Linked DNA regions of Mus musculus: region 1 is linked to region 2. Evidence: chromatin contacts called from ENCODE POLR2A ChIA-PET data. All regions are on one chromosome and are shown on one strand. Each heading gives the region's core, a stretch centred on a gene start or an enhancer-like site at or near the end of the contact. The rest is flanking DNA. Distances are from core to core; before and after follow the strand shown. Region 1 holds the start of Fbxo2 (F-box protein 2). Region 2 holds the start of Agtrap (angiotensin II, type I receptor-associated protein).

The links. ChIA-PET counts read pairs that join two places held with the same protein, here RNA polymerase II (POLR2A).
Region 1: POLR2A ChIA-PET joins it to region 2 with 40 read pairs in embryonic stem cell. The contact joins the promoter of Fbxo2 here to the promoter of Agtrap in region 2. POLR2A ChIA-PET finds 5 or more read pairs at or near these places in 3 of 5 experiments (Patski and embryonic stem cell).

What each region holds. Positions count from the first base shown.
Region 1 is chr4:148,159,097-148,163,478 of GRCm38, reverse strand. Fbxo2 (F-box protein 2) reads right to left here and starts at 2,811. Exons shown (of 6, transcript NM_176848.1): 1 at 2,768-2,811. The coding sequence starts at 2,789. It overlaps Fbxo44 (F-box protein 44), which reads left to right and starts at 3,385. Exons shown (of 6, transcript NM_173401.5): 1 at 3,385-3,736.
Region 2 is chr4:148,085,633-148,089,975 of GRCm38, reverse strand. Agtrap (angiotensin II, type I receptor-associated protein) reads left to right here and starts at 1,912. Exons shown (of 5, transcript NM_009642.5): 1 at 1,912-2,059. The coding sequence starts at 2,033.

The DNA of each region.
Region 1 (4,382 bases), core at 1,562-4,061, 73 kb before region 2:
GTACAATGGACTGACCTCAAGGATGTGGCCTGGGAGACACCACTTTTGTCCCTTGTAGAGTCAGGAGCTACTGAATTTTATCAGCGCTTATGAGCAAGGTACTGCTCTGAGCCTTGGAATTACTCCCTCAATCCTCAACCCATCTCCTTCAGGCTGGGCCCAAGTCTGCTTCACGAAGGGACAGAAAAGTGACAAGGTCCAGAATCACACACCGTATAAGCAGTTGGGAGCCTGTGTTTGAATCTGTTCAGTCCAACACAGAAGCCAGCTTTAACAGGCACCAAAAGAATTGGTTGAGGACTGGAGAGATGGCTCAGTGGTTAAGAGCACTGGCTGCTCTTCCAGAGGTCCTGAGTTCAATTTCCAGCAACCACATGATGGCTCACAATCATCTGTAATAGGATCTGATGCCCTCTTCTGGTGTGTCTGAAAACAGCGACAGTGTACTCATATACATAAAATAAATATTTTTTAAAAAACTGGCTGAGCCGGGCGTGGTGGCGCACGCCTTTAATCCCAGCACTCGGGAAGCAGAGGCAGGCGGATTTCTGAGTTCGAGGCCAGCCTGGTCTACAGAGTGAGTTCCAGGACAGCCAGGGCTACACAGAGAAACCCTGTCTCGAAAAAACAAAAAGCAAAAAACAAAAACCTGGCTGAATTGACAATCTGGCCTTGGTTTGGATACTGTGGATGCTCAGCTGTGAATATGAAGTGACTTAGTGTAGGTCCCACTGGCAGTGTTAGGGAAAGGGACACTCAAGGGCTCTGGGTGAGGAAAATGAGCTCGAGATCCAGCTAGCCCCAGCCAGCCAATGGGAAAGGGAAACAGACAAAGAGAGATGCTAGGTGACTTGGGAAGAGTCTTCCTCCCCTCTTTTCCCATCCCTCACCCTCAGTCTCCTCATCTGTGAAATGGAGTCATCCTTGTGTCAGACTGTCAGATTTATACTGAAATTCATCCCCTTCCCACAAAGGAGCAAAGCAATGGGGACATCCACTCTTGCTAAGCCAGTGGGGACGCCTGACTCCACAGTGAAGACTGGGAGACAGGACAAAAAGCACTGCCTCCCAGGCTGGGTTCTCCAGGTCAGCCCACTGAATACCCAGGCTGCTGTGGGCAGCTGTGTATCTCTTGGATCTCAGCGCGCCTCATCTGGGCCACCGAAGAAGAAACCTTGAGTAAGCAGACACTGAGTGGGCAGTATCTCTAAAGGAGAGAGGGCCAGTGGGGAGGGGACCCAGCCACCCTGTGTAATGGAGGCCATCTCTCTCAGAGTCCCTGAAGACTGGTCTGACCCCAAGAAGCCAAGGAAATAAGGGAGCAGGCCTGGGGCAGGGGAGGGACAGGTGGCCCGTTCCCTAAACCTCTTCTAAGGGGATGCAGTCAATAGCATCTACACTGTCAGACACTGGAAAGCTGACTCGGGATTTCCCCTCTCTTTAGAGCACACAGTGAGTCCTCCATCAGCCATGGTGAATTGTATACACACACACACACACACACACAGAGAGACAGACAGACAGACAGACAGACAGACAGACAGACAGACAGACAGCGTACTTTCCCCACATTTCTGATGTGTTTTGGTCACATTTTCATATGTAGGGGTTTACTCCTTCATTGGCAATGAGAAAACGGGTGCAGAGGGTCCTAGCATTTCTTCCAGGTTCCACCACAGGACATCATCAAGCAGAAGGAAAAACAATTGTCTGTCCTGCTTCCAACAGCTCTGGAGAGCTGGGCCCAACGTCCTCACCTCTCTACCATCACCCAGCCCTGCCCTGGCCCCAGCAGATACCTGATGCTCCCCGGAAAGGTGCACCTCACCCAGTCCTCTCTCCTGGCCCCTAGGCCTGGCATTGAGGCCCCAGATCGGATTACAGCCCCCCCCACCTGCTCCCTTGCACACAACTTGCCACATTGTTGCTGTAGGAAAGTTATCTAGCCATGGATGCTGACCCCAAGCTGACTCACTCACCTGGATTGGGCCCCTGAGCCCAGGGACTTCCTGGGAGCAGGAAGAAAACGGTAGCCTATTCTGGGGCCCTGTGGATGATGTTGAAGCCAGGCACCGACTGAGAGTGAGGACTTGGGAGTAGGAGGGAAGACTGGCCACCTCTGTTCCCTCACCTCCTCCCCTAAAGAGTGAACACTCCGAGCTGAGCATAGTTAGTGAGGAAGGGATAAGAGTCAAGGCAGGCAGGTCTGACTCAGCAAGCAGCCCCCTACAGGCCCAGCAGGGAGCCGGAGGGCAGAAGGGGTGGGGTCTTTGGTGCCAGAAAAGATGACTGGGCAATCCTTGAGGACCCAGAGCTTCTGCCAAAAGCAGCCTTCCTCACCCCTAGCCTGGTTCCCACGGAACAGCCCCGCTACTCCAATACAAGACGGCCCCTCCAGAGAAGGGAGTCCCTCAGGAAGCTAGGATGGAGGCAGGATAAAGTTTGTAAACCCTAGGACCCCGCGGGGACTCCGGAGGCTCAAGAGGCAGGGAGGGCAGCGCTAGCAAATGGAAGAAGTTCATGGAAGCAAAAGCTTGCAAGAACCCGGCTCTCAAACCCCAGGAAGTCTGGAGCCTGAGATGCCAGAGTCCTCCGATGCCATTTTGGAGACCCAGGCGTCCTCCTCCCTCCACACCACGACACCAGGCAGAAACCTGCTCCCTAGACTATCTCTAGGGTTTTCCTGGCGCGAAAGTTTGAGCGCCTTCTGCGGCGCTGGTCCGCCCTGTCTCCCGAGTCTGTATCTAGCGGGGCCAGCAGCGGATACCTGGATCACCATCTCCATCCATCGCTGCGGTGCTGTCAAGAGAGAAGAGCCTGAGCGCTGCGGGTGGCGAGTCCTGGAGCTGCCCGCGTCAGCCGGGCCCGCGCCGCCGCGCCTCTTAAAGGCCCCGTGCGCCCCGCCTCTGGCCCCCGGCTAAGGGCTGGGAGTCCTGTACCCCCCCACCCCCACCCCCCGCCCCGTAACCCAAGGTGCGGCTTCCGGGAGGAGCCTGGGACTGGAGAGGGGCAGGGACAGCTACAGAATGGGTGGGCTTCTAGTGTGCCTGGAGGATGACTGCAGGAGGACATATGGAGTCGGACTACTGGGGAGTAGAGGGTGCTGGCGCCGAGCCCAGTGGAGTTGGGGGTATCGGAGCTTTCCTCCTCCCCAACCCCCCAGGTAATTTTCCTACGCTGTGATGGGGGCGAATCCGGGGAGTGCGCGGGTGAGGCGGGGCCTGAAGGAATGGTGGGCGGGGCCTTGAGGGCAGTGGGCGGGGCCGCATCGTGAACCAACTCTGGCAGAAAGGCGCAGTTCCAGTACCCAGCGTTGTGGGGCAGCCGGACTAAAAGCTGGTGACGGAGAAAATGGGGTGGGGCGTGGGGCGTGGTCTGACAAACAGTGGGCGGGTCGCACCCCGGGCCTCCATTGGTCCGTAAGGCTCATCCCCAGGATCCAAGGGTATGGCGCAGCGCGACCAAAAGTAGTTGACAAGGAGAATGGGGAGGGAGAGGGGCCAGTGTTGTGGGATGGGGATGGGGCGGGGTCTGATGAGTAGTAGGCGGGGCTGTGTCTTGGGTGCTGTTCTCCAACGTAACCCGGCTAAGAGCAGGTGACAGAAGGAGGGGAGCAGTGAGCGCCCCAGCAAGGAGACGTTTGGCGGGCAGTAGGCAGGTCTGCCTTCCGGGCCACGCAGGCTCGGGCTGTACAGCCCCACGGCCTGGCAGGATCGCTCAGCGCGACGGATCGCAGGTGACTGCGGGAGGGGGAGCGCCCAGTTCGGGGACTGAGGCACAGTGGGCAGAGACCTAGAGGGGAGGGGGGGGGCGCGCGCGCTCTGCGATCATGAGGGCCTAGCGCCTTTAAGGCCCAGGCCTCAGGCTTTCTCCCCTCCCCTCCCCCCACTGTACTGTGAGGCTTCGAAGAACTGGGCTATGGACGCCATCGGTGCTCAGAGATCTGAATCTGGTCTTGAGCAAGGTAGCCCGTTTTAGAGCCAAGCATAAATGGGAGACTGCAGGGGGCCGGGGCGGGTGGGGGGGGTGCGGGAGGGAGATAGGAAGGCTCTTTTCCACTCGTACATCTTTCCTCAGGCTCAGGTAAACGGGTCATATTCTCTGAGATCTTAAGAACGTCACTGAGCCCTTTGTACTCCGTGACCGGTCCTGAGGGCCAGTGATAACCCCCGATCATCATCTCTGTCCCTTTCCCCGTGTGGGGGATGGGGAGGAAATGAAGAGTGGCAAGCTGGAGGGCTCACAAGGCCTCCCATTGTTACCCTCCTCTTAAAAGACTGCTGGCCTATTGAAAATGGCTGGCTCTACCTTCAGTGAGAGCCGGAGCTGCCTCCCCTCCTCTCCTGTTTGTGTGACCTTGGGAAGGTCCCTGGGCGTCCTTA
Region 2 (4,343 bases), core at 663-3,162:
ACTCAGATTCTAACCTGGTGTGTTCAAAATGGTAGAAACAAGAAGAGACCTTCGCTCAAAAACAAGGTAGAAAAGTGAAGATCAACTCAAGGAAGTTGGTCCTCTTCCACATAGGGGCATGGAATGTATGCCTACATATCAACATACAAACTAAAGAAACATGATTAAGAAATAAACATCACAGGATATATTGCCATACAGGTATGGAAACAACTTGCTACTGTATATAATTTTTATAACAGTTAAATAAACTTATGCAATAAACCATAATTAGACCCAGGTAAAGGCACATGCCTGCTATCCCAGCCCTTGGGAGGATAGAACAGGAAACTCTCAAGTTCAAGGCCAGCCTGGACATCACAGAAATACTCTGCCTAGAAACAAAATCAGAATAGCTGTCCATTACAATGGCAGACTTGTAGTTCGCCTTCCTTGGGGACTGAGGGTTGTGCCTTCAAATGGGCTATTAAATTAGGTCTGCCCCGCCCCAACTTCTCTCATCTTCCCAGAAGAAAAGTCCTATCTGGGGATCTGTGACCTAGATGTCATCTTGTGTCCACTCAGGGGGTCTCATGGGTTCCCATATGGCTTCTATTCTTCTGGAGTCACACCCACCAGCCCAGGCTGGGCAGCTCCCGCCTCCTGAGAGCTCTCAGCATGTCTGAAGGCTCAGCAGGGGAGACTTCCTGTTAATTGTCCTGACTGAATGTCTTCCAACTTTTGCTATGTTGGGCAAGTGGACTCCAAGTGGCTGGCTCCTCATATATTGGTGGTACTAGAGCTTGTGTGCATCAGCCACTGACACCCGGCACAGCTCTGATCATTTGGAACTTTACCTAGGCTATGCTGGTACTGTAAACAGATGCTGGTAAACAGATGCTATAACACTGAGCCCTGACCCCCTCATTTTTGGACAAAGTCTCACTGTTGCCCAGGTTGGCTTTAAACTGCTGGGCTCTAGAGTCCTCCAGCCTCTCCTTCCCTTGTGGTGGGGGCTATTCAGCCATCAGCTGGAAAGCCCCTTTCTTGACTTCAGGTCCTGTCTCCCTTTCCTTACCCTGGCTTCAGAACCCAGGATGGAAGGAGAACCATCCACACTCTCGCCTCCCCACTCATGTTGTGGCATGCATCCACCCACCCCACTAAGTAGATCAATAAGACATAAACACGGTCTTACTTTATAAGCCAGGCAGGCTTTGATATCATTATATCTTTGCCTCGACTTCCCCTTCCTTCCTTTCTTTTTAATGTATTCTATGAAATTCTCTTGAAATCCAATAAGCTTGGAAGGAAAATTTAATACAGTAAGAACAGAGCTTCGATTTTTTTTTCAGATTTATTTATTTTTGTCTTGTGTATACGAATGTCTCACCTGCCTGTGTGTGTATATGCACTTGTGTCTGGAGCCTGCGGAGGACAAAAGAGGGTGGTTGTATCACAAGTACATGATTGTGAGCCGGCATGTGGGTTCTGGGAACCCAAGCCTAGAAAAAGTAGTAACATGTGCTCTTAATCACGGAATCCTCTCCAACCCTCACTTTTTATCTTTATGGACATGAATTCATTCACTGATCCTCACAAAGATGATGAGGTAGGCACTGTTCTAATTCTTGTGCAAGGGAAGTAAGAGAGGAGAGAGGATGTTCTGGGCAGACACCAACTGTTACCACACCCGCAGTTTCTGCCCGCTTGCCCCAGGCTCCTCTGGCTGTAGGTCGTCCCACCACCTCACCTCGATCCCACTTAGGCAGCCCGTTGAGCCCCTAGGCTGCAGAAATCCCGACCTCCTGGCTTGAAGCACAGGAGCTGGTAGAGGCCTAGGCAGTAGTAGTAGCAGGAGCCTGAGCCTAGCAGCAAGAGCAGCTGCCTGACGCCGTCTCCTAGCAACCGGCTGCAGTCACGTGGCCGCGCGAGTTGGCCTCCCGCCGTTGGAACTGGCGCAACGCGACGGGCGGGGCCAGGAAGTTTGTTCCCGAGTTCGGAGCCCAGGAGTCCCCGCGGCCGTCGCTCAGGTGCCCTCCGCCGGGTCGGGATGGAGCTGCCTGCCGTGAACTTGAAGGTGGCCGCGCGGCCGGGGCGGGCGGGGGTCCAGGAACCTGGGGAACGGAGTCGGAGCAGAAGGGAAGGTCCAGAGCCCCGGGGAGGAGGCGGCGGACACGGAGAGGGACACCTGGGGACAGAGACGGACAGGGCCGCCCCTCCCGGACAGACCCAGGCTGGCACGGGCACCGGACCGCCCGGGCCTGCGCTCCTGGTGTCCCCCACAGCAGGACAGGGACATCTATCCTTCTGAGAGGTCAGTGCAGTTCGGGGGGGGGGGTCTGTCTGAGTGCTGGCTCAAGTTAGGAGAAATCCGCTGTCCCCAAACAATTGCTTCTCCCTAATTTCCACATGCAGCGTCCTTATTTCATAATTAAGAAGCAGGAACTTAAGAGGTTTCCTAAAATCAAAAACCCCAGAGGCTACTTTGAGCTCCGGGCAGCGGGGCTGCGTAGGATGTCTTCATTTCCTAAGTTCTTTTTCTCTCTCAGCCCTCCTCATTTGCAACAGAGGTGCTGGCCACTTAGCTTCGGCCAGAACCGTGTGGACCTGGAAGTAAACCGGCCATCTTGGGCCTTTGGTGCCAGCTCCGTGAAACCCTAAGACTCCCAGGTGTTAAGCCATTTAGCACCCTTTGGTGTCTGAGAGGAAAGGGCCGGAAGATAGAGGTGCTTTGGAGCAGTTGTGTGATTTCATATGGGCTGGGCTGTGACTTGCTCTGGCCGGTTTCCCATTCCTAAACTGCTGGCTAGCAGCAGGAGGGAGATTGGAGCAAAGGAATGGGCTTGAGCGATCCATTATCTAGGGACAGAATTACAGGCAGGACTTGGAGGCAGTCTGGAGGTCAGGCTCTGCCTTATTCTGCTGGAATAATTACGAGGACAGCACAAGTCTCAATGGTAGAACATTTGAGTAGCCCACCCCAGGCCTGGGGTTCCATCCCAGGACCACACACTAACAAATAATAATAAAACGCAGGAACAGGTGAGAAAAATGTGATGTTTATGGGCTGATATGTTTTATTCATTTGAGTCAGGGTCTCGTGTACTAACTTACTGTGTAGCCTTGAACTTACTGTGTACCTGAGGATTGCCACAAACTTCTGATCCTCCTGCCTCCACCTCTCCAGTGCCAGGATTACACAGTAGTGGCGATGAAACCCAGGGCTTCCTGCAGGATAAGGAAACACTCCACCAACCGAGCCGTATCCCCAACCTGTGTTGCTTGTTTTTCTTAGTCTCCGTCCTCCGCTGAAAAAGCTGAAGCTGTACTCTGTCGTTTTTGTTTAGAGTTGGGGGACTTGCTATCTAGCTCTGGCTGGCCTGGAACTCACTATAGAAATCAGGCTGTCTTTGAATTGACAAGAGATCTGCTTGCTTTTGCCTCCTGAGTGCTAGGATTAAAGGTGTGCACCACCATACCTGACCTAGAGAAGCCGTGTTCTTTTATCGGGGTGCAAACTTCAGCTTAGATCATACGAGGAAATTGTCCGAGTCTCCCAAGAAATAAGTGGTACAGTCAGGATTCGAACCCCCAAAGACTCAGCTCCAGTGGTTTGCATTTCCTGGTATTGTTGCTTTGGGCTAACTTTGGTTTTGATGGCCTACATCGTCTTTTAGAACCTGATAGGTACAGTGTATCCATCACAAATGTAAGATAGCAGGCTTTCCAGCCCAGCATACAAACACTAGGCCCTCCACTGAGATCATGTGTGCTTTGCAGGCTTTGAAGGGCAGTGCCCAGGCTAGGGGTTGTGAAGTAACACCCAGTCACTTTTGGGCTTCGCATCAAGGACAAAGTCGTACCATGTGTCTCAGGATTGGGGACACACTGAATCATTCACAATCTGAAATTCAGAATGAGGCTGGGTGTTGTGTTATTTTGTCTGCAAGATCTGGTGTCCCTATGGGAGGCAGCTGGGACACCATTGGCTGCCCCTTTCAGTCCACCCTCTCTGTCTTTTAAAAAGACACCAGCTCTTCTCAGCACTTGGCCCAGGCTCTGTGAAAGAAGTCGGGTCCCTAACTGGGCTTCTTGCTTGTCTTAAGCAGGAGCTAAACTGAAGCAGCTCAGGTTGGACTAGACTTGTGAAGCCCTGGGAGGAGCAGTGGGGGGGGGGGGGCAGCGATGCGGCCTGCTGTGTTTGAGTGTTTGACACACTTCTACCACAGAGTCCCTGCTGCGCTGAAGAGCAGGTGGCCGTTGTATGTATGGAGACTTGCCCAAGTTTATGTGTTAAGATCTGTTCCATGGTCTGACTCCAAAGTCTGCCAGAGGACCTGCCTCTCCTCCTGGGTAGCCCT